Linked DNA regions of Mus musculus: all the other regions are linked to region 1. The links are chromatin loops, found by intact Hi-C in ENCODE. Cell type or tissue: left cerebral cortex. All regions are shown on one strand.

The links. Hi-C counts contacts between places; a loop is a spot of excess contacts. Peaks named below come from ENCODE experiments on the same cell type or tissue, not always from the same donor. Only the 100,000 strongest peaks of a DNase experiment are listed, where the experiment ranks them.
Region 2: it touches region 1 in a loop (5-fold over the local background); 8 of 42 quality-filtered maps call a loop at or near these places.
Region 3: a loop joins it to region 1, with 6 times the contacts of the local background. A loop is called at or near these places in 5 of 42 quality-filtered maps.
Region 4: it touches region 1 in a loop (4-fold over the local background); 24 of 42 quality-filtered maps call a loop at or near these places.
Region 5: a loop joins it to region 1, with 4 times the contacts of the local background. A loop is called at or near these places in 33 of 42 quality-filtered maps.

The regions. Positions count from the first base shown.
Region 1 is chr4:123,081,115-123,086,114 of GRCm38, forward strand. It overlaps Gm12923 (a long non-coding RNA gene), which reads right to left. Exons shown (of 4, transcript XR_868093.2): 3 at 1,239-1,801; 4 at 1-265. Gm46868 (a long non-coding RNA gene) reads left to right here. Exons shown (of 3, transcript XR_003955102.1): 1 at 1-1,559; 2 at 2,285-2,466. Among named protein-coding and RNA genes, the nearest start is that of Gm46868, 2.7 kb to the left of the region's middle. In left cerebral cortex, a CTCF peak has its summit at 1,963 (motif pointing left); a DNase peak (open chromatin) is centred at 1,958.
Region 2 is chr4:122,942,290-122,947,289 of GRCm38, forward strand. It overlaps Mfsd2a (major facilitator superfamily domain containing 2A), which reads right to left. Exons shown (of 14, transcript NM_029662.2): 14 at 4,561-5,000. The coding sequence ends at 4,952. Among named protein-coding and RNA genes, the nearest start is that of Mfsd2a, 16 kb to the right of the region's middle. In left cerebral cortex, a CTCF peak has its summit at 2,283 (motif pointing right); a DNase peak (open chromatin) is centred at 2,320.
Region 3 is chr4:121,238,713-121,243,712 of GRCm38, forward strand. Gm30102 (a long non-coding RNA gene) reads left to right here. Exons shown (of 4, transcript XR_868091.1): 4 at 1-501. It overlaps Gm40239 (a long non-coding RNA gene), which reads right to left and starts at 2,796. Exons shown (of 2, transcript XR_868089.1): 1 at 2,725-2,796. In left cerebral cortex, a CTCF peak has its summit at 2,834 (motif pointing right); a DNase peak (open chromatin) is centred at 2,816.
Region 4 is chr4:122,908,033-122,913,032 of GRCm38, forward strand. No RefSeq gene overlaps it. Among named protein-coding and RNA genes, the nearest start is that of Cap1, 24 kb to the left of the region's middle. In left cerebral cortex, CTCF peaks have their summits at 2,711 (motif pointing right) and 4,769 (motif pointing right); DNase peaks (open chromatin) are centred at 1,747 and 2,796; H3K4me3 peaks cover 661 bases; H3K27ac peaks cover 1,099 bases.
Region 5 is chr4:122,900,105-122,905,104 of GRCm38, forward strand. No RefSeq gene overlaps it. Among named protein-coding and RNA genes, the nearest start is that of Cap1, 17 kb to the left of the region's middle. In left cerebral cortex, a CTCF peak has its summit at 2,207; no DNase peak of the experiment used is centred here.

The sequences.
Region 1 (5,000 bases):
GACCTCAGGGCAGGCTAGGTCAGGTCCTTACCCGGCCTAGGGAGGCTGTCAATCGTCCTTGAGGTCATACCCAGCCTGGGGTGCTTCCCTGACTGCCCAAGGTAGGTATCTGGGTACTTAAGAGGCAATGTTACCACAGATCCAGAGGACTCTGGGGGTTCTGAGCTTCCCATTTCTGTCCCCTCCTCCAGGGTATCCAGGCTTCATAGTGTCACCGACCTCGTGACAAGTCGTTGTCCGAAGTGCAGACTAGACAGATCTGGGTCTATGATGAAAAACACAAATTCAGGTTCAACAAAAAGCGGGCGTTTGGGAGAGGAAACCTGGACCAAGGGGGCGTGGTTGATTGTAAAGTCAGCATGGGTTCTGAGGCTGGGATAGCTAGCTTAGTTGTGGTCCAGCACCTGGAGGTCCACAAAGGGGAGACAGAGCCACTTGTGTAGGACCAGATTCTGCCTCCCCTTTAGCAAGGGCTCAAGGCCTGTGTCTAGACAACAGACCATCTCAATGGGGCTCTTTTATTCAGATAGGGCTGGTCCCAGCCCAGGCTAGGCTGGCATCAAGCCTCACTTCAGTCCAGGCATAGGGGCTGCTGAGGCCATAGTGGCAGCTACCTACAGGGACTCAGGAGGAGCAAGTACTTCCTCTAGGTGGGTGCAGCCCACTCCAGGACCCTCAGCTGTGCCAAGGAGGGCAAGGGGCGGAGCTGAACCTCAAGGCCCATTCAATCCTCATCTTTGGGACTTTGTTGCAGATCTATCTTGCACTGCCTCGTACAGGGTCAGTGTCTATAAAGGATGCTAAAACATGAATGTGGGCTCCTGCCCTCTGACCCTGATATTCCCAAAGCAGGACAAAAGGAGGCCAATGCAGAAGTGACCTCTGACCTTACCAGCTCAGATCAACTTCACTCAGAGAGATTTAGGAGTGCTAAGCCTCTCCCACCCCATGCTAATACCAATGGGCAGGAGCCTTTTCCCCAGCAGAGCCAGCTAAGCCTGCAGTAGGCTCTGACTGAGAGGTAATCCTAAGGCTCCCCCCAAGGCAGGATACGTTCTGGAGCATGCCTTGACCAGTCTTGTGGGACTTTTGTATGGAAGATAAACAAATCCTGATCAGGCAGGAGTGCCACAAGCCATACTCCCAGGAATGCCCTTCGGGGTCACTGCTCTGGGCCCTATCTGGGGATTCTGGTAGCCTTTTCCTGGCCTGCCTTAGTTTCTGCTTGTTCTACTCACCCGTCATTTACATCAGAAGGTCCAGCTGTGGCACTCATCAGGGCCATCATAGGGCCAGGCACAGAGGCCAGTCTGCACAGACGCCCAGCGAGGTGTGTAGCCCAGGGCTGCCCATCCCCAGCTTCAGCGATGCAGTTGTGAACGACGTGACAGACACCTGCCTGAGTGACGGCACTGTGTGGCACTTCTGATGATAGCAGCAGCACTGTAGCAGCCACATCCTGTGAGGTCCATGCCTGGTGCTTCAGTCCTCGTCATTGTGACTCAGAACGGGCCCTGTCCCGGGTTCTCAGAAACTTGATTATAATGAGCCTCACTCAGGTAATGGCCGCTCTGCCCTTTCTGTCTGCTGGGCAGTGTGGACTGTGGAGCGCCTCCATGTCTGTGGAGATACAGGATGGGCTCAGAATCCTTGAGCCCTGTGACTTCTCGCCTTCCTTGAGATGCTGAGCTCAGGCAGGGGACGAAGCTGCTGCCCGTGTGAGGGCGCTGGCCCCATTTCTGCCTGTGATTGGTCCGGTAGCCTGGGCCAGTGACTGTTCCTCTCTGGGCCTCAGTTTATCCTGTGGCAAAATGAAAAAAAAAAAAAAAAAAAAAAAAAAAAAAAAAAACAGTAGGTCAAACCATTTGATCGGCAAACCCTCTTGCCACAAAGAAAGGCTCAGGGAAGTTCAAGAACACCTAGGCCTGTCTGAATTTCTGGCCTCTTTCTGCCCCCTGGCGGCCACAAGTAGACTAGCACCCAGGGGAGAGGGCAGCCGAACACTTGACTGTTGGGGCTTGGGGACTCAGTGTGATCTCTAAGGCTGCCTCCCCTCTGTTAAACGATAATATTTGTTTTTGTTTTTGTTTTTGTTTTTTGCTTTTCGAGACAGGGTTTCTCTGTGTAGCTCTACCTGTCCTGGAACTCACTCTGTAGACAGGCTGGCCTCGAACTCAGAAATCCACCTGCCTCTGCCTCCCAAGTGCTGGGATTAAAGGCGTGCGCCACCACCGCCCGGCTGATAATTTTATTTTTGTTTTAAACTTTTTATTGGAAACGATAGTTCTAAGACTACCAACGTCATCAGAATGTGCTGAGGAGTAAATTTTAGAGAACCTGTGAAGCATGCTGAATCATAACTTGGAAAGCACCCATGGTCCCCGTTATCAGCACCTCTGCTTCTCCTTGATCCCCAGACCGGAGAACTCCTCTTGATGGCTCTCCTCGTGCAACCTTTCTGCTAAGGTCAGCATTTATGTTCTTTCCTCTGAGTTTCACCACCTTCTCCCCAGCCCCACCCCTACCCCTACGCCTCTAGCACCTACCTCCAGTTCCACAACCTACTTCCCAACATTTCAATTCCCCTATTTCAAGACGCCTAAGGCCACTCCCCTCCATCCTGCCCTCCGGGCTCTGACTTCCACATCTGCCTTTCTGAACCTTGAATTCGTGTGTGTGTGTGTGTGTGTGTGTGTGTGTGTGTGTGTGTGTGTGTGTATGAATGTGTGAGAGAGAGTGTGTGTGTGTGAATATGTGTGTAAATATGTTGTGTGAATGAGTATGTATGTGTGTGAGTATGTATGTATGTGTGTGAATGTATGTGTGGGTATGTGTGTGTGAATATGTGTATGAGTTGTGTGTATGTGTGTGTGAGTGTGTGTATGTATGTGTGAATATGTGTGAGTATGTGAATATGTGTCTGTATGTGTGTGTGAATATGTGTATGTGTAAATATGTGTGTGTGTGTATGTATATGTAAATATGTGTGTGAGTGTATGTGTGTGTATATGTATGTGAATATGTATGTGTGTGTGTGTGTGTTGGTAGTAACGCATGCTTATCTGGGAGACGTTGGAAGCAAGAGGTCAAGGGCAATAGGGGCAATGGTGTTGCTGGTGTCAGATCTGTGTGTGTCTGGCTTTTCCCCAGTGCCACCAGCCTTAGTCTACTGTCGCAGCCCTGGGATTACAAGCACACACCACAACACATCTTGCTTGACCTTATTTTAAGATTTTACATTTTATTTATATATTTATTTAGGCTTCTGAGACAGGGTTTCTCTAAATAGCCTTGGCTTGTAGAGGGCACAGGGTCTTACAGGGAGCATGAGAGAACGCAGGTGAAACGATGCCTGTTCCCCAGGAAGGTGAGAGTGTGTGCTTCGTAACCAGGTGATCTCTGCTGTTCTGTGGTGCCAGCCCTCACTGAATCCCCGACCTTACCTGAGCACTGCTTCTCAGTCAATAGAACCTATGCTTATGAGAAAGTTCCCCTGCACTTTGCTTATTACAAACCTTCCTCCTTAGACCCTTATCTTAAACACTGTTTCTCAGGCAATAGAACCCATGCTTGTGGAAGAGGTAATAGGTACTTTACAAAAGAGATGTACTTTGCAAAGGAATTTCAATGTAGCCGTGTCTTAAGCTTTTGTTGTGAGAAAAACACGTGAGAAAAAAATTGTCAGTTTTACTGTGTTTGAATATCTAAAAAATAAGTCCCTCAAGGTCAGACTCGAGAAGTTTCAACCAGCCTGGCTAGGCCATGCTGAACAGAGTTTCTTTGCAGGGACCTGCACCTTGACTGTCCTGGAACTCACTATGTAGATCACGGTGGCCTTGAACTCATAGAGATCCTCCTGCCTCTGCCTCCCAAGTTGATCGTCATGCCAGGTGATTATACAGTTCTTTCCTTTTGCTAACGTGACGTATTGTGGGTTTTTTAAAACTCGGTTTCTATGTATTGTTGCATGTGAACACGTATGTGACAGAGCTTGCACGTGGAGGTCAGAGGACAGCCTTGTGGAGTCTTACCTCTTTCTCTACATTTTGCTTGTTTGTTCTGTTTTTCAAGACAGGGTTTCTCTGTATAGCCCTGGCTGTCCTGGAACTTGTTCTGTAGACCAGGCTGGCCTCGAACTCAGAGACCCACTAGCCTCTGCTTCCTGGGATGAAAGGTGGGCGCCACTACAGCCCAGTGCCTCCTCTTCCACCTTTAAGTGGGCTCTGGAGATTAAGCTCCAGTCCTTAAGCCTGTAAGGCAAATGTACTGCCTTACCAGCCAAGCTTAGTTGTGTGTTGGTTTTGGTTTTGGTTTTGGTTTTGGTTTTGGTTTTGGTTTTGGTTTTGGTTTTGGTTTTGGTTTTGGTTTTGGTTTTGGTTTTGGTTTTGGTTTTGGTTTTGGTTTTGGTTTTGAGATGTGGGGGAGAACATGTCTTACTCTGTTGTTTCAGCTTCTTGAGTGCTGGGTTCACAGGAGTGAGCCATTACTCACAGATAATTTACTGTGTTTGTTGATTTGCTTTTGTTGAATCCGTGTGTATGTGGTATTGGATTTTATTTGAGAAAATGTGTTAATCAGAGATATTGTTTTATAGTTGATGTTGTCATCATTTTTTTTTTTTTTGGTTTTCTGTTTTGTTTTTAAAATTTATTTGACCAGCAGTGATGGCACATGCCTTTAATTCTAGCACTGGCAGAGGCAGGGGCAGGGGCAGGGGCAGGGGCAGAGGCAGAGGCAGGTGGATCTCTGTGAGTTCAAGGCCAACCTGGTCTACAGAGCAAGTTCCCAGACAGCCAAAGCTATATAGAGAAACCCTGTTTTGAAAAACCAAAATCAACCAACCAAACCAAAAAACATCTATTTTCGTGTATGTGTGTGTCACACATGTAGAGTTCAGAGGTCAACCTGCTGCTGTGTGTCCTCTCCACTGTGTAGCTCCAGGGATTGAACTCAGCTTGTCAGCTTTGGCAGTAACACCATTACCATCTGAGCCATCTCCC
Region 2 (5,000 bases), 140 kb before region 1:
AGTGCAGTAGAAGCCTTAGGGGTGAGAGAGATTAAAACATTCTTATATCATCCCCTCATAGCAGTTGGTGTGGTTCTTCTAAGTCCTTAATCTGCCATATGACTCACCTGCTTAAAATGAATGGTTCTGTGCTCTTCTTCGAATAGGATGGGCGCCAATCCTCCTCCATCTTCATCCTCAGCCTCATCTTTCGGCTCCTACTCCATCTTGGTGTTCCAATTACACCCGGCTCATTCTGGCTCCTTCCAGCTTCTTCCGGCTCATTCCTTCATGCGATGTCTCTGCCCTCTGAGCTTCAACACATTGTTCTCCCCTCTTCTCTTCACTTTTCTTCTACCTAATCTCATTCTGTCACTTCCATAGCTCCTTCCTCTTCCTGGTAACACTCATGGCATACATGTCCACTCAATATCAGTTTTTCCAAGCATAGGAAAAGCCCACAAAGGCCGGGGGGATTGAGCTGCAGTCCCTCGTCATAGAACAGGGCCCGGCAAAAGGAGGCTCATACAACACTGAATCCAATAAACAGCATGTCAGCCCTTGTAGTCCTGGGGCGCAAACAGCTTTTATCATGTTTTCATCTGATTTGATGATTTTGTACCACCCTTACTTAGGAAGTTCTTCTTGATGATTTGGGATATATGTTACATACCCACAGCCATCCATGTATCCTCTCCCCTCAAGGTTTCTTCTTGATGATTTGGGATATATGTTACATATCCACAGCCATCCATGTGTCCTCTCCCCTCAAGGTTTCTTCCTCTTTTTTTCTTTTCTTTCTTTCTTTTTTTTGGGGGGTGTGGAAGGGATGGGGGGTGGTGTCAGAGTTTCTCTACATAACCTAGCTGCCTTGGGCTCACCATATAGATCAGGCTGGCTTCAAACTCAGCATCCTGGAAGCCAGTACATGCAGGGCAACCTTGCCTAGCAAAGTTTGCTCATTTATAATGCAATAGTCAGAGCCCAACAGACTTCATTTTCAAACGTAAATTGTTCTCCAGACTTAAATGTTTTCGATGGTATTTTGATTGCTCTCGAAATTAAATTCAAAGTCTCAAGAATCTGGGGGTTCTGGGCCCTTGACACCCTCTAGCTTAGGCTACCCCTCTTCTGGTTCCCTCCACACTGAAGCATTGGGTTTTCTGTCCTTCAAATACATCAGGCTTTTTGTAAAAACAGGGCCTGCAGTAGCTGTTTCTTGTCCCCACACTATGTCACTCCAAGATCTTTGACCATCTGGTCATTTCTCCTTCCTGAGTTAAATGTGAGCGAATGTCTTTAGGACATTCTATACTGATCTCCCTCCATCAAATCACTCCATTTTTTTATGTGCTTATCACAATCTAAAATTCTTTTTTTTTCTTTTTTTCTTTTTTGTTTTAAGATATTTGTTGACACAAGGTCCCCTGACTGACCTTGAACTAGTTGTGTTGACCAGCCTGGCCTTAAGCTCACAGATCTACCTGCCACTGCCCCCTGAATGCTGAGATTAAAGGTGTGCACCACCACACCCAGCTGAAGATGTATTTTTATTAACCCGTGTGTGTGTGTGTGTGTGTGTGTGTGTGTGTGTGTGTATGACTATGAGTGAATGCCACATGTGTGCATGCAGGCACCTGAAGGGTCCACAAGATGGAAGTAACTGTGGGGATGGGAACAAACTTGTGTCCTCTGGAAGAGCAGCAAGTGCTCTTAACTGCTGAGCCATCTCTCTAGGCCTCAAACATAGTTTGGTTTTTTTTAATTTTATACTTAATTGCTTTATTTGTTTGCTAATGTGTATTGTGAAGGACACATACTACGGCCACATGTGGAAGTCAGAGGACACCTTGTGGCCATTAGGTCTCTCAGCCCATCGAGTGGGTCTTGCTTACAAGACCTCAGGCTTGTAAGCAAGAGTCTTTACCCAATGAGCCATCTTGCAGGCCTTACATTCTGAGATTTTTGTTTGTTTTTGTTTTTGTTTTTTTGAGACAAGGTTTCTCTGTGTAGTCATGGCTGTCCTGAAAATCATTCTGTATATAAGGTTGGCCTCAAACTCAGAGATCTGCCTGCCTCTGCCTCCAAAGTGCTGAGATTAAAGGCAGGCACCAAAGCTGCCCGGCACATTTTGAAATTCTTTTTCTTACATCCTATCTATTCACCGTGGGTCTCCACCAAAATCTCAAGCTCTGTGTTGTCCACCAATGTCCTTAGAGCCTAGCAGGTGCATGGCATATGATAGAATCATTGTAACTATGGAATAATTTTTTTTTAACAATGTGGGTGTCTTGTCCTTACTCCCAGTAGGTGGCGCTAAAAGCACACCTGGTCCTCTGCTGTGGTGGGCGTTGAGGGGAGATCTGTACTTAGTTGAGGACCAGGGCCAGGTCCTGTCAAACCAGGTGGCTGCAGTATTGCCAGATCTGGATCCAGATGGGTGGAAGTAGCATTTCTTCCAACAGATAGGGAAGTGTGATGGAGGGAAAGGAAATGCTAAGCCACAGGCTATATGTAAGAGACCAGGATAAGCGGGGCAAGGCTCTGGAACTAGCTTAAGGAGCAGAGGGGCCAGAGCTACCTCCCAGACACTTGCTCGGACAAAGACCTTCTGGGTGAGCACTTGCAGGTAGCGCTGAAGCAAGAGATCAAGAGGTGGGCTAAAGAAAATGCTGTACCTGGATCTCAAGCCTGGAAGGTTGTAGGGCCATAGAGACCCCCGAGAGCATTTGCATGAAGACCCAGGTGTGAAATAATTGTAACCATAGAAAACGAGCAAACTTGCAAGTCTAATTTTTGTGGGTTTTGTTTTTGCGGTGCTGGGGATTAAACGCAGTGCCTCATATGTGGTAGGCAAGCGCTCCACCATTTAACTACATGCACAGCCATAATAACTACACTGCTACTACTAACAACAACAACAACAACAACTATTATTGTTATGACTTTAAAGATACGCCTTAGACTAGGGGTGTGGTTCAGTGGCAAATCATTTGCTTAGCTGAAACAAAGTTCCGGGTTTGATCCCTATGGCTGCCAAAGGAAGAAAACAAAAATGGAAAATAAAGACAAGTCTTGGTGGCTACCACTTAGAACTGAAGGACCATAAAACAGGAGTGGACCTCTATAAACATTATCAAAATCCCTGAGTACTCTAGATGCAGGAGCCAGCCTAGACTGCGGCTCCTGTCTTGTCAGGCGACCTCTGACTGAAGATGGCAGTTATAAAGGCCATGGAACTGGCCTGGTAGGATCTAACTATTCATCATTAAAGTAGTGATTAGAGGGTCTGGGCCTATAGCCAAACAGCTTAGACTTACATCAACCCATCCACTTACTAATGACCTTTGTCTAGTCATTTAACTTCCCCATGCCTTGATTTCCTTATCTGTAGAGCCGGAATAATAACAGTACCTTCCTTGTAGGGAGCTCAGGACGAAATGAGTTAGTATTTATGAATACATGTAACAGTGCCCGTTAGAAACACTTCGTGAAAATTACCAAAAGAAGTTTATCCATAACAATCAGGCCCAAATTCAAGGGCAAAGTAATCCCAAATAGTCCCAGCCCTTCTCTTGGGCTCTTGTTTTTCTGTACACAAACCTAGATAGTTGGACTAGTCACTCCTGGTCCTTCCTGCTTTCCTTCCCTGTGGTTTTGGAGCCTGACTTGGGTGTGTGCAATGCAGTGGTTTGGTAGGGTGACCCTTCTGAACTTCTAAGAGCCAACTATAAAGTTCTCAGGGTGTGTAAGATGATATAAGCAAGAGTGACTTGAATTGGCCACAGTGGAAACATTTACACTGCGGTAATGGGACAAGTACTTTAACTGGGCTTTCTCCCACCAGAGATGGGACTCGCCACTACCTGACACCCACCCCTAGACAGAAACAGTCTCTGCCTTCAACATTAATGACAACAGTTGTGGAAAGAGAATGACGGGGCTCCAGGGACACTACAGACCCCCAACCAGCACACCCAGCCCCACTGACTCAGGTATACATGCAGTGACTGGCAGAACCACTGTGGCTCTCGCTGTTTTCTTAGCCTTTCTCACTCACAGAGCCATGGAGAGCAGTGGTTAAAGTGCTAACATCTCACAGGGATGATGGAGTTTCACATACATCATTCTTCGCCATGTAACTTTAGACACATCCTCTGTAGCTTGGGTTTTCTTTTCCTTTTCTTTTTTCTTTTTTTAGTTTTCAGAGACAGGGTTTCTCTGTGTAGCCCTGGCTGTCCTGGAGCTCACTCTGTAGACCAGGCTGGCCGTGAACTTAGAAATCTGCCTGCCTCTACCTTCTAAGGACTGGGATTAAAGGCAGCTGCTAGCCTGGGTTTGCATTTTTTTATCTTTAAGACAGGGCCAGTCCTGCCATGACACAGGGGTTCTACAGGTTCAATAAGAACATCATGAAATGTGTGCCACGCCAGCAAAAGGCACTTGGTACAGAGTAGATGTTAGCCAAGGCTAACACTGTCCCACTCACTGGCACCTGTGGCTTTGTGTGCCCACTGACTATCTGGGTCTTATCACAAAGTGCTCCATGGATGGCTAAGAACACAAATAGAAGCAGGCAGCTTTGTGTTTCCAGTTTTTATGAAAATTAATAACATTAATACCTCATAGACACATACATACACACATCACTATATACATAGTCATTAAGTTATTAATTAGTCTCTGTATAAAACGTTTCTACATTAGTGTTCCGAGCTAGGCCCAGTCAGTCCTTGGCATATTCACAGTAGCAGCCCTAAGGCTTGGCCCAGTGGGCAGGCAGTGAGGAGGTGACAGAGCGGTCAGCCTTGCAGTGAGCACAGATGTCCTGGTCCGCTCACCCTCCACTCCTTGGTCCCTGTCTTGACATAGGAAGAACAGCTGCTCAGTGCAAGGGCAAAGAGATCCCGTGCTTAATGCTACCTGGTGCCCCAGGTCCTTTGTGTGGTGGCTTCAGGCACCCTGGCAAGTCCTAGAGAATACTGGCCAGCTCTGTGGAGTCTGTATCCGAGCAACCTGAG
Region 3 (5,000 bases), 1.8 Mb before region 1:
GTAATCACTTATTTAACAAGAGTTTCAAATATTGTAGTTAAGCAGACAAAGGTTGGGACAGAAATCAACAGAAAAGAGTACATGTGCCAGCAGACTTCCTTGCTAGTCATAAGCAGGAAATGCAACAGAAAGCACGTTTGTCAACGGCACAGGTGTATTTACTGTCCACGTGTGCTGGACCGGCCAACTGCTATGATCTATGTGTAGCTCTTGGGATTGGTACAGTATCTGCAGAGTGCATAATTTAAACACAAAGCTTCTTGACTTCATTTAGACTGCTCTGTAGCAGGCAAAGCCCTTGAAATAAGACTTCCTTCTACGTTGGGTTCTAAGTTTCAGTCCTGGCATCTGATTTTTATCAGTTTTGTATAGACTTTATGTTTCATATTTTAATCTCAAATCTAGCATTGTATAAAGTTTGGACAATTTATCCTGAAGCTTTGTATCTGGCTGTACCTGTATAAACTGCTACAGATAAAAATAAAGCACGCACAACCTGTATCTATCATGTAGATGCATGGAAAGATGAGCTTTGCACACAATGGGTTTGGAGGTGACTGAGAACAATGAAAATAACTACATTAGCCATGGTTGTAAAGGGTTTTGGTGTTGTTATTTATTTTAAAAACCATTTTGTGAAAGTTTTCTGAAACGTGGTAGTGAAAAGCAGTTGGTATTAAAAGAGAAAGAAAGAAAGAAAGGAAGAAAGAAGGAAAAGAAAGGAAAGAATGAAACCAAGCAAGCAAGCAAGCAAGCAAGCAAGCAAGAGCTGGGCAGTGGTGGTGGTGGTGGTGGTGCACATTTTACATTCCAGCATTCAGGAGGCAGAGGTGGGCGGGGGTTGGGAGGTGTCTCTGAGTTCAGGGTCAGCTTAGCCTACAAAGTGAATTCAAGGACAGCTAGGGCTATTATACAGAAAAACCCTGTCTCAAAAAACTAAAACAAACAACCAAACCACCCCCCCAAGCCCCCCCCCCCCCAAGACAATCCCTCGCAAAGAAAAAAAATTTAAGGATACATTTTAAAATTATTTTTTCCTTGTATGGTTGTGTGTCTGCATGTGTGTATGCCACATGCAAAAGCCATAGGATGGCGTCAGTGCCTCTGGAGCTGAAATCATAGGTAATTGTGAGCTACCTGGTGTGAGAATTTGGAAGCAAACTCAGGTTCTAGAAAAGCATCATGCGTGCTTAAATTTATTTAAAGAAGGACCAGTAAGCTAGTTCAGTGGGTCAAGATGTTTGCCACCAAGCCCCATAATCTGCGTCAATCCCTGTGATCCACGAGGTAGGAGAGTACTGACTTCCATATTTGGGCCTCTGACCTTGGAGTGTGTAGCAATACTCTATGGCAAATGTGCTACACAATACATTTTAAAAATAGAAATGACATGTGTATAAGGCAGAGATGTTAATTAGCCTTCTCCATTTGTTCCTACAGACCAAAGTGAACAATCAAGGGCTTTCAGCAAAAGTTTCTTTCAAGTCTCTAAGAAGTTGCCTAGGCAACCATTATCATCATAATCCACAAGATAAAGGCACTCACTATCTACAAAGCTAACGGGAGAATTTCAATGTGTTCCCCAGCGGAGTAGCCTCCAAAATTAGTAATTTTTAAGTTAACAAAGAGTAGATGGAGCCATAGGAATTATTTAGGTTTTCCACTTGATAATAAATACAGTAAGAAAATATGCTGAAAAATAAACATTTCCATTCAGGAAGAGCTAATTGTTGGATTCTGTAAGATCCAATAATGGCAGGGCAGTGGAGGTGCACACCTTTTATCCCAGACCTTGAGAAGCAGAGGCCAAAGACTCTCTGAGTTCCAGATTAGCCTGGTCTACAGGGTGAGTGTCAGGATAGCCAGGGTTACACAGAGAAACCCTGTCTCACTGCTCCCCCAAAGGATACAATAATGGCCTGATCTTGTTAAAACTCTGGAGGAGTCATAAACAATATCTACCTCCTCTTTCTATGGTGCCAATGACCACTTGAGGTAAGTGAATGAAAAAATAGATCAGTAAAAAGGACAGGACACGACTGCTCCTAGGTATGGCGGGGGAGAAGCTTTGTTGTGGATAAAAGGGAGAGCGCAGTCAGAGGCTGGGACATCTGGGAGAGTCCATAGTGGACTTGACCCTGAGCCATGTGAGGAGAGGGGAAAGGAGAGAGGGTGGAGGGGAGAGGGCAAACAGGTGCTACAGCCTGAAGGCCTAAAAGACTGGGGTAACCAACATGAACGGATTATATGAGGAAGAGCAACCCAATCTCTTGGGCTGAAGAGTTCAAGGGCGGGGTAGGGAGTGTCGGGGAGGGGGGAAAGAAGAGGAGGGGGTTTGCCAGCCAGGAAGGCCCAGTAAGAGGTATGGACTGAGAAGTGAAGGGAGAAACAGGCAGCCAGACTCTGCTTTGATACGTTCGTTAAGTAGGTATCTCAGCCATTTGTACCAGAATTGAAGCCTAGCAGTAAGGCTCCACCAACGTCCAGCCTGGGGAACCAATGAACTTGTTTAAAAGGCTTATTTATAGAGCCTGGGAGACATTAAAGCAGCCGCACTGGAATGTCTGCATTCAACATGGATGATGACTCCCCCAGGGCCGTGTAAATGGAGACCCTTCCCTATTTCTACCCTGCCTAAGTGCTACAGCCCCTCCCTAATCCCTCAACCACGTACACAATTCAGATTTGCATTTAACTGGTTGGGAGGGGTGACGAAATACTCACTTGAGGGCTGAGTTTCTCTCCCCACTCCTTCCTTCTTTGAGGGAATGTCAGCTGTTAACAAGTCCAGCTGTGATGATCTTTTGGGAGCAGTTCCTCCCAAACTCCTGAAGATGGCAGCAGTGCACTGAAGAAAAACGCTTAAGTGCTCATGAATCCAATGTAGGATATGTTTAATAATTATGCTATGCCTGCTAGCTAGCCATAATAAGGAATGTAATAGAACCTCTAAAAACAGGAAAATATTTGTGAGATGCTATGGAAGACTTTAATGGCTGTTGGGTGAGAGAATAAAAAACAGCAGGACCTTTGCTTTCTGCACTCGGGTCTCCTCCAATGATTATCAGATACTCAGATCCAGGACTGAGCCAGGCTCTGCAAACCTGGACTATTCAGATGGCTATAGGTAGTGACACTTCATTGGAGAAATCACAGACAAAGGACTTTAAGAATCAGGCTCCATATGAACCTTGGGGATGTTCACTAAAGGAAAGTTTTGATTGTGTCTTTGTAGTTGCAAAAGGCCAAAAAGCCATCTCTATGTGGATAGAATCTGGAATGTATTATATAAAAGGTAGTTGTGTTGTTTGCCAGAAGGAAATTTAAAGACACTCTGTTCCTGTGATGTTTCTTCTGTACTGGGAAATGGATTCCAGGCCTTGCATTTGTTAAGCAAGCACTATGCCACTTGGCTATACCAATAGCTCCTCCTTCATTTTATATTTGAGAAAGGTGTTATTGCATAGCCCTGGCTGGCCCGGAACTCACTGTGTAGACTAGACTGGCTTCAAATTCAGAGCTCTATCTGCATCTACCTCCCCTCAAGTGATAGGATTGAAGGCAAGTGTCACTACACACAGCTTCCTAGCTCCCTTTTTGAATACTTTAAATTTGGGGATAAGGATTGAAGCAAGTCACCCAAGCTTGCCTTGACCCTGCTACTTCAGGGTCCTGCATAGGGGGTTACACGTGTTTACCACCATGCCTTAGAGTCAGTCTTTTGAAATGTTTCTAAGAAAAGAGACCTCAAATCAAGTATTGTGGCTTATGTCAGTAAACCCAGCATTCAGGTGAGTGAGGCTGGAAGATTACCACAAGTTCCAGCTTAGCAAGGGTTACGTAGTAAGACCTTCTCTCAAAAAACAAAAGTTACAAAAAGTGCCTCCTTAAACCCTTTTGCTTGTTTGTTTTTTGAGACAGGATTTCTCTATGTACGACTGTCGTGGCACTCTGTAGACCAGACTGGCATCGAAATCCCAAAGATCCTCCTGCCTCTGCCTCTGTGCTGGGACTAAAGGCATGAGCCACCACCACCGCTGCCACTGGCTAACCTTCAAGTCACTAAGATGAAGATGAAAATCAGTCAGTGGATGGCTTAATACTGGCCTCATCCAACACACACTTAGATCTTGCCAATAACTCATCCTCCAGAATGCAATTTGGATATTTAATTGTTTTAAATTCTAAGAGTGTAGTTCAAAGCAATAAAAATAGGCAAGTGACACTCTACCATTGACATACACTTTCAGTCCCTGTCCATTTCTGAAAATTTCTCTCTCTAAAGCTGCACTGACTAGACATTTCTTTTTTTTTTTTGCTATGATGGAAATGTTTTTTCTCATTGCTATTTTGTTATTACTATTATTTTACGTATTCACTTTACATCCCACTCACTGCCCCCTGTCATCCCCTCCCACAGTCTTTCTGCCTATATTCCCTCCTCTTCTCCTCTGAGCAGGTGGGGACCCCTGGGTACGGGGTATCCCCCTACCCTGGCACATCAAGTCTCTATGAGGCTAGGCACATCCTCTTCTACTGAGGCCAGACAAGCCAGCCCAGCTAGAAGAACATATCCCACAGACAGGCCACAGGTTTTGGGTAGCCCCCTCTCCCCTGCATGAAGACCAAGCTGCACATCTGCTACATATTCGAGGGGAGGTTTGAGTTCAGCTGTGCATGCTCTTTGGTTGGCGGTTCAGTCTCTGAGAGCCCTAGGGGTCCAGGTTAGTTGACTTTGTTGATCTTCCATGTGCTTTTGATCTTAGCCATTCTGACCAGTGTAAATGGAATCTCAGAGTTGTTTTGATTTGCATTTCCCTGCTGACTGAGGACTTGGAAAGTTTCTGAAAGTGCTTTTCGACCATTTGAGATTCCTTTGCTGAAAATTCTCTGTTTAGCTCTGTGCCCCCCCCCCCCACTTTTTTCTTTTTGGGTTATTTGGGTTATTGGTGTTTACCTTCTTGAGTTTATTTATTTATTTATTTTGATAAAATTTGGAT
Region 4 (5,000 bases), 170 kb before region 1:
TCAGGCAGCTCTCACCATGTGTAACACCAGCTCCAGAGGATCCGATGCCCCCTTCTGGCCTCCATAGGCACCGACACACATACATACATAGACATACACAGATGCATAAGTAAAAGTAAATTTAAAAAAAAAAAACAACTCTTTAAAAATAATAAAATGAATCTTTAAAAAAAAATTAGTCTGGGGCAGGAGAGATGGCTCAGGGGTTAAGAGCACTGATTGCTCTTCCAGAAGTCCTGAGTTCAATTCCCAGCAACCACATGGTGGCTCACAACCATCTGTAATGGCATCTGATTCTCTCTTCTGGTGTGTCTGAAGAGAGCAATGGTGTATTCATGTACATAAAATAAATAATAAATCTAAAAATATTCATCTGAATTGATAGTTTCCTTTTTTTAAGAAATCAGTCTGACCAATGTGGTGGTATATTCCTTTAATCCCAACACAAGGAGGCAGAGGTGAGTTTGAGGCCAGCCTGGTCTACATATGGAGTTCTAGTCCAACCAGGGCTACATAACAAGACCTTGTCTCAAAAACAAAACAACAACAACAAGCTCCCAAAACAAAACAGCAGCAGCAACAACAACAACAACAAAAAATCAATCTGTGCTTGATTAGGTTTTAACTGTTTATGTAGAAGCTCAGTTGTATGCTTGAGAAAAAAATCCAAGGGTCAGAGGAGGCACCAAAGAACAAATTCATCAAAAGGACTGACTTGAAAAGGCAAGGAGAGAGAGAGCCACAGGGACCATACTACACAGCAGGAAGACACTGTTCACATCGCAGTCCACACAAACCACAGTTCCTAGAGGTTTGTATACTGCATGCTATTGCTATTACGGTGTCTGTGTGTATGAAGTATGTTGGTGCCACTGTGCATGTGTGGAGACCAGAGGACAAGTTTCTGGAATCCACCACTGGTTAAGTCCAGGGATCAAACTCAGGCCCCTCTGGCTTCCAGAGCAAACGCTTTTACTTGAGCCCTCTTGCCTGCCTGTAGCACCCATCTTATAAAGCCACACCTTAGGGAGTAGTTCTGAGTTCAATGTGTCAGAAACTCCTGGCATCTTCCCAGAAAGCTTTCCTAACTTTGCACACTGTGGAGGCATGCTGGGGAGAAAATTGCCAATGAAGGTGTATTGAAAAATCTTGATCATTGCAATTTCACTCACTTCTGCCCCCTCCTCTTTGCTTTGGTATTCTCCCCGCTGAGCTAATGTCAAAGGAGTTCCCTGGCTACCAGTAACAGGAACCAGCTCTGACAAATTTAAGAAGGGGCATAAAGCTGATCGTGGTGGCTCATGCCCTCTAATCCCTTCATACTTGGGCTAGCTAGCAAGATCTTATGTCAAAATTTAAAATATTTATTGAAAGAAAAAACGTGAAAGATTCATAGACTCGGTACAATCCGGAAAAACTTGCAACCAGAGCAGTCGAGTGTTATATTAAAATATACAGGGTCGTGCTGGTTCCAGATATGCAGATTACAGACAAATCTCTTAATACCGCTACCTACCCTGGCGTTAATCAGCTCCGCGTGGTTTTTGCCCTTTCGTCTCCCACTATTTTTTTTTCCCAAGAGGAAGCACTCCCAATCGGCTTTGTTGTGATGGGATGTCATCCTCTGACAAGAGGGGCTTTGAACCGTGACTGACAGCCCCACGGAGACAGTGTGCAGTGTGGGAAGGGCCTTCTCCAAAAGAAAGAGATAGAACGCTGATAGAGGAAAACAACAGATGTCCTCCGCATTCCAACTGCGGGTTGCCAAGCAACATCTTCCCACGTTTTAAAATACCATATACAAGTTTTAAAATGCTTCTGTCTAACATAATATGATTATTTCAAAGGCAAACAAAAGACACACTCAGCTCCTTCCAAAAAGACACAACCCGTGTCCAGCAATGGCATCCATCCCCAACCCCCACACACCCTGGGTCCCGTCATGATCCTCCTCCATCCCCGATCCCCACACACCCTGGGTTCCATCATGATCCTCCTCCTTAGAAATCTGTGGACAGACAACAAATTTAACCAACACACACACACACACACACACACACTATACACAACACACATAATTCTAAGATGAGAGAGGGATAATTACCTTTTTGGGGAGTGGTAGGGGACCTCGAGACAGGGTTTCTCTGTGTGGCCCTGACTGTTTTGGAGCTCGCTCCATAAACCAGGCTGGCCTCAAACTCAGAGATACACCTGCCTCTGTCTCCCAAGTGCTGGGATTAATGATGTCCACCACCGAGCTAACTGCCTTGTAAATATATATATATATAACTTTATGCATAGTATTATATGTAACTTACACTTCTACAAAAAAAAATGATACATAAAAGAAACGGTATGCTCCCCACTTACAGTCAGTCTTACCCCTAATATGTGTAGGTTTCATATGGTTGGTTGGTTGGTTGTTTAGTTCGGAGTTTGGATTTGTTTTCTTTTGTTTTGACCTGGGAAGGATGGGGGGGGGGTCTTTTTGGTGGAGGTAGGGGCTGGCCTGGAACTTTGTATGTAGACCAGACTGGCCTTGAACTCACAGAGATCCTCCTGATTCTGTCTCCAGATTACTGGAATTAAACACGTGTGCCACCACACCTGACTTTATTTTCGTTTTATGTTTTTGTTTGCTTGTTTGTTTTGTTGAAATTATACGATACCAGCGAAGGGGAATTGTTATCATATGTGCAGTGCTTATACAGGCCAGAAGAGGGCAGCAGATCCCTTGGAGCTGGAGTTACAAGTGGTTGCAAAGCTCCCTTCTCCCCCTCGTGTGGGTGCTAGGAACCTTACTTAGATCCTCTGGAAGAGCAACAAGCACTCTTGGCTATTGGGGTATCTCTCTAACCCCTCACCCTGGCATAATTCGGTCCTCCCATCCCCAGTCCATGCCATCTGGCCATTGGCTGGCCAGCACCTTATTTGGTTTAGTGTTTTGCCAGGTGGGCTGTGGAACTCAGCCATCAAAGTAGCTCGTAACGATTCCCACCCGCCTGATATCCACACCCTTGTGTAGTGTCCTCCCACCTGAAGTATACGCCAGAATATTTCCAGATGTTGGAATAGCATTGCTATCTGTTCTCTCATACTTACCACCCTGGATTTCAGTGCCGCACTCGCTCCGGACCCTGGAGATTTCGCTGTGTTATGAATCAATTCTGTACCTCTTGGCTTTTTAACCCATTGTGGCTAAGCATTCAGAACAATGACGTTTTCAGGTTATCTAATCTGCAGGGTCACTGACGTTGGAAGACTGTGTGTTCACTTTCCTATCTTCCGAGTAGAATGAAAACTCTGTACGATCAGGGAAGACACTCTCACAACTGTGCTCGGGTGACCTGGGACCCAGAGGCATTCATTTCATGGTTAGTGAGTGAATAAGAGAAACCAAGGACAGAAGAAGTGATGTGACTGTCATGTGCTGTCTTTTGCTGGAAAAAGGTAGTGGGCACTTTTTGTTTTGTTTTGCTTACACAGGAGATCATTACATTAATTAGTTTATTTTAATTTGAATAATGGAAAGGCACATAGAAGACTGCTGTCTGCCGGACACGATTCTCTTTCAGAGCTGCAGACACTTGATCCTTGAGACAAATATCATTGTTTAACCCACAAATAAAGAAATCTTGAGTTTACTTCTATTGATTGCTTTGTTTTGTTTGTTTTCTTAAGTCTGAGAAAGCTTCCAGGGGAAGTGGAATTTGGCTAGGCTGACTTAGTTTTGGTACTGACAGGACATAGATATCTACTTATTAGCGGAAAAGGAACAAAATTTACCTGCCCACATGTTCTTTGCATTGGTAATTATAGAGTCCACCCCTTGACTGAGTTGAAAATTTGAATTGTTTAGACTCACACCCCATACACTGGGGCATTTGAGCTGGTCAGTTTTATAATCAAAAGAAATTCCTGGGGCTGGAGAGATGGCTCAGCGGGTAAGAGTGCTCGCTGATCTTGCAAAGTCTGGGAGTTCAGTTCCCAGCACCCATGTCAGATCTCTGTAACTAAGGGAATCTGATGCTTCTGACCTCCACAGTTACCTGCAGACTTATGCACATACACACCCACACACAGACATCCATGCACACACCCACACATACACTTACAAACCCACATATAGACACACACGCACATACTCACATGTAGACACACAAGCACACATAACTGAAAAAGTCTTTTTAAGAAGAAAAGAAAAAGAGATTTTCTTTTAAAGCTGTAAGCAACGGCACAGCCTATAACCCTAACACTAAGAAGGCAGTGGCAGGATGATAGTAATTTGGAGGCCCAGGAAGTGAGGGCTCTTATTTTTTAAAAGATTTATTTGGGGTGCTGGCAAGATGACTCAGTGGGGAAGAGCATTTGCTGGTCTTGCAGAGAATCGGGGTTCAGTTCCCAGCACTCACATGGTAGCTCCAATTCCAAGAGACCTATTGCCCAGGTATGGAAAATGTAAACAAAGTAGACTGTCTTTTCTACCAGAGGGCTAAATAAAACAAAACTTCATTTAAAAATATCAGAGTGGACACTTGGCAAAACTTCCAATTTCTCCAGGGGCAGCAGGTTTGGAGATCCAAATCTGTGCTCGTGGTTGCACACTGGTCTCAAAGGTTTTGTGTTGCTTGTCAGCTTTACCATTTTGAGTTCGCCTCCCATGTAAGTGGCTGAGTTCTCACCCCCTGGGCCTTAGTGAGGAATAAAAAAGATTTACTTCTGTTTATGAGTGTTTGCCAGCATGTTTGCTCTCCATGTGCCTGGCTGATGCCCATAGTGGCCAGAAGAGGGCAGCAGATCCCGTGGAAGTAGTTATAGGTGGTTGTGAGCTGCGATATGGGTACTGGGAACTGGACAGGGATTCTCTACAACAGCATCAAGTACTCTTTCTTAGCAGCTGAGACGTCTCTAGACACACACACATACACACACACACACACACACACACCTCCACTCTTGATAAAACAAATAAGCTCAGTGGTAGAGTGCTTGCTAAGAAT
Region 5 (5,000 bases), 180 kb before region 1:
GCATCCAGAGCGCTGGGATTAAAGGTGTACACCACCACCACCTGGCTCACTCTGTTAAATAAAACTGGCTAGTTCTCTTCTGCGTGGTGGGAGGCTGTAAGGGCACAGAGTACTCCCATTTCTCTTGGCCCTTACCACTTCCCTTAGAGGAGCCAGAGGTGTAATCTCAGACAGTTGGAGCCTAACCCTGAAGATCAGTGATTCTGTTTCTCCGATAGTCCAGAAATGCTCAGGAAACAATACACCACACACTACTGAGCACTGTGGAAACAAAGCTCAGTCCAAATGGGCAGAGTCTGCCACAGAGCTAGCAAAGATCAGGACAGACGCAAAACAGGCCACAAGGGGTGACTAGACTCTAAGTGTTGTCAATCCGAAGTTCAGACGATCAAGAAAAGACAACTGACAGAACTCTCTTCATGGAGCTAATCCCTGGGGAAACCTTACTAACCGGGAGGCTTGAAAGGTGGGTGTGAGGTAGCAGGTGACTGGGTCAGAAAAGAGCTGCACAGAGCAGAAAAACAGCACCAAGGACAGAAAGTGACAGGATGCCGAAAGCACAGTCAAGAATGCATGAAGAGATCAGAGTGGCCGAGCACAGGAATAATGGGAAATGACAGGAAACGGCGAGGGAGCAGGAGCTGGACCTTGGTGGTGCAGGCCTTTAATCCCACCTGCAGGTGAGGCTGAGGCAGGAGGATTGCAAGTTGAAGGTTTGCCTTGGTTAAAGAGTGGGTTCAAGGTCAGCCTGAGCAGCTCTGTGAAAACTTCTCTTAAAAATTCAAAAAAGTAGTGCTGGAGAGATGGCTCAGTAGTTAAGAGCACTGACGTCTCTCCCAAAGGTCCTGAGTTCAATTCCCATCAACCACATGGTGGCTCATAACCACCTGTAGTGGGATCTGACCTGCTGTGTCTGAGGAGAGCGACAGTGTACTCATATACATAAAATAAATTAATAAATCTTTTCTTTAAAAAGATAGACTGAAGTCAAAGGACTAGAAGAACCCAGATAGTACAAAGTCTCACGTGCTAGATTAAAGATTTTGGACTATCTTGCAAGGAAGACCATTAATCTATCATGATGTGTCTTTATTTTTTCAAATACAACATTTGTATAGAACCCTGGTATATAACAGGTACTAAAATGGGGCTATTTTCATGAAATGGCAAATGAACAGATGTTAATATCTTGGGCTTTCTTGTTTTCCCTTTCTCTCCCCCACTTTCCTGCCTCTCCTTAGTCCTGAAGTGGGTTTAGCTCCTGGCTCTTTCATTCTCCTGTCTAAAGCCATATCATGGCAAAGGGGGAAATAAACACAAGGAGACCAGAAAAGGAAGCTGATGCAGAAGTCAGGGGCAAGGGATGGCGATGGCTTGGCCTGTGGTATAATAGTAGGAACCAGAAGAAATGAAGAGATTTGCTGATGAGTAGAGTGAGCGGGAGCTGTGAGCGTGGGTGTGAGGAGGCTGTGTAATGGCGTATCACTACTTTTCTTGCTTACACAGCTAGACGGATATTTTCTTAGGCAGACTGCGCCCCCTGAACGGGGAGTAAGTGATGACCTTCGTGAATGTTCCATTGAGGTGATGTGAGGTTTCCTGAATGTGTGAGTAAGGACTGGACCTCAGAAGACATCTGGTCAGCAGACATGGATTTAGGAGTTCTGGGCATGAAAGAGTGAGATGAGGAAAGGATCGTCCTGAACTAGTCAGCAGGGAGTTAGAAGAGAAGACAGAAAGAGAAGATTCAGAAGGAGTGACTAGAGAGAGAGAGAGAGAGAGAGAGAGAGAGAGAGAGACCAGAAAAGTTCCGTTTCCCCAGAACGTTTCTACCCCCAAAATGCCCCGGGGGTGAAAGCAGGATGGGAAGGTGCTGGAGAGATGGCTCAATAGTTAAGAGCCCTGACTGCTCTTGCAGAGAGAATCCAGGTGCAGTTTTCAGCACCTACTTCTCAGCTCGCAACTGTCTGTAACTTCAGTTCCAGAGGAACCAACATCCTCTGCAGGCTCTTCCATGCACCTGGTGCCTTACAACTATGCACAAGCACGTAATCCTTTTCAGAATATATTGCTAAGGGAAGAAACTTTTTTTGTTTGTTTTGTTTTGTTTTGTTTTGTTTTGTTTTGTTTTGTTTTGTTTTTTAAAGGTATGGGAGGAGAGCTGCCATGCGCCATGCAGGGAAAGCTGCAGCAGGCAAGTGCGCTCCCTGGAGGAGGCCTGCCAGTTTGCACTCACTCTGGAAAGGCGTGGCCCCAGAGATTTTTGACCCGGGATTGCTTCTTGCTAATGATGCGGTTTCTCAGGTTTGCCACTGTCATACTCCTCGTTTATTTGGCTTGGTGTGAGTGGACACACAGAGACCCTCACTGCCTACAGCCTTGGTGTGATTACTTCCTGGTTAATAGCCCACTCTGTTGGGCAAGTCTCCAGCAGATCAACATGAAGATGAAAGTTCTTGAGATAATGCTGTTTAGATGAATTAATCCTTTTATGGAATTCCTGATCTGTTTTTAAATAGTTTTAGGAAGTTAGCTTGCTTTAAATAATTTTGGGAAGTCTGGGTAGTTAGTTGAGAAAAACTTTAAAATTAGAATCAAGAATAGAACATGCCGGGCTGGAGAGATGGCTCAGCGGTTAAGAGCACTGACTGCTCTTCCCAAAGTCCTGAGTTCAAGTCCCAGCAACCACATAGTGGCTCACAACCATCTGTAATGAGATCTGACTCCCTCTTCTGGAGTGTCTGAAGACAGCTACAGTGTACTTACATATAAGAGGTTTCAGTATGCACGATGAAATAGAAAGGTTTTGAATAAAGAATAAACAATTCTGTTACAAGCATAAGAACAGAGAATATTAACCATCTGCCAGTCTCGCTGATCAAGACATCAAAAATAAGACATAAGACAGACAACCTGTTCCTTAATAAATCCAAATTGTCTTCGGTCAGGTATGAGAGAAACTTGCTACTATAGACTTGGCTTGCTTAAACTTTATTAATCTATGACAAGAAAATTGCTGCTTTGGGATTATGATGAGCTTGTGGAAAGAAAGGATTGGCGAAAATTGTTTAGTTAGATGTAAGTCTCAAAAAAAATGATATTCCTGTCATAATTTCCTCTTATGTAATGATTTTAATCTGTTTTTGAAGAATATGTATTTGTGGTCATTGTTTAGTTTGTGGCTACGAGGTAACTTTCTTTCTAAATAGAAAAACTTTGTGTTAGGGATATAAAAAGGGTTAAGAGAAAAAAAAATAAAAGGCTAGAACCTGATACTGCTTCTGTGTGTGCGTGTGCGTGTGCGTGTGCGTGTGCGTGTGTGTGTGTGTGTGTGTGTGTGTTTGATCCCCCCTTTCTCTAATAGCTGGCTGCCACCAGCAGCAGCCCCCATCAGCTGCTGTTAGCACTGACCCCAGTCAGCTGCCATCAGCACTGACCGTGATCACCGCTGTCACACTTCACTGCCTGCCTTGGTTTACCCTGTGGTGTCAAAGCTGGCCTTTGACAGAGAGCTAGAGAGATGGGCTCAACTGTTAAGGACACTTAACAATTGATGCTCTTTCAGAGGACCCAAGTTCAGTTCCCAGTACCATGGTCACCCACAGTTCACAAGTGCCTGTCACTTCGGCTTCAGGAGATCCAATGTCCTCTTCTGGCCTCCATGGGCACCTGTACACAACTACACATGCACACGCAAATAAACAAAGAATTCATCGTAGGGGGAAAAGCCACTGTAAGTTTGTGTTGCATGCCACAGGATGATCATGTGAGAAGGAAAATGGGGAAGTGTAGCTTACCTTAGCTGCTTAGAGTCACTCACTGTGGCTTTGACTCCAATATCTAGGCCCCTGGTTGTCCCTCTGAGTCATCCCTTCTCTTCCAAAAGAAAATTAAGTTTACTATGTCTAGGCTGCTCAATCTACTTCCTGCTTCTAGGGGGCAGAGGGGCAAAGGCCTCTTTTCATCTAATTTGCTTATGTCCTAGTTGGCTCTAGATGTAGAAGACTGTGCCAGAGTAATTCTCATTAAAGTTTGGTTATTAAATACCACTTCCCCCACCCCCACCAACAGGTGCATATGTTTGAATTTTTGGTGCTTGGTCCCCAGATGGTGGCGCGGTTTTGAAAGGGTAAGAATTGTGTACATGGGGCCTTCCTTGCTGGCAGATACAGAGATATATGTGTAGATTTTAATGGCTATAGACTGGCTCCATATAACCTGTGCTGTCTCGATTTGCCAAAAACGTGACAACCTGAACTACACACTCTGATGCCACAGACTGAAGCTGCTCTTGGGACCATGAGTGCCACCACACCATGTCCATCATGATGCACTGAGTTATCTACCCCCTGAACAGTGAATCTGAAATGGTAGTAATTAATGACGATGGTTGTGTAGCCTTACAAAAAAATTTTTTATTATTTTATTTATACAAAAAGGTTATTTTATTTTATTATATACTTGGAAAGGTGACTTTTATAGTGTGGGAATTATATGTCAAATAAAGAACACCAAAAATTATAACAAAGTGATTTATGCCACTACCAAATTTAGTTTCTACATAGAGCAGTTCATGACAATCTGCAACTCTACCTTCAGAGAATATAACACTCTCTCAGACACTTGCACAACACACACACACACACACACACACAACTTTTTTTAAAAACTACAAGCTATTGAAACCCTGTTTTGGATTTCCAACTCTTAAAATATATAAAATGGCAAGGTGGCTCAGCAGGTAAAGGTGCTTGCCACCAAGGCTGACAACCTGAGTTCAATGCCCAGAACCCACGAAGTAGAAGAACCTGATGCCACAAATTGTCCTATGACTGTCACATAGGTGCTGCGGTATTCATGTGCCCATATGCATACATATTCACACATATAAATAAATAAATAAATAAATAAATAAATAAATAAATAAATAAATAATGTAAAATAAAATATCTATCATGCACTTGACATATTAGGATTATATATTAAACTATGAATAATTC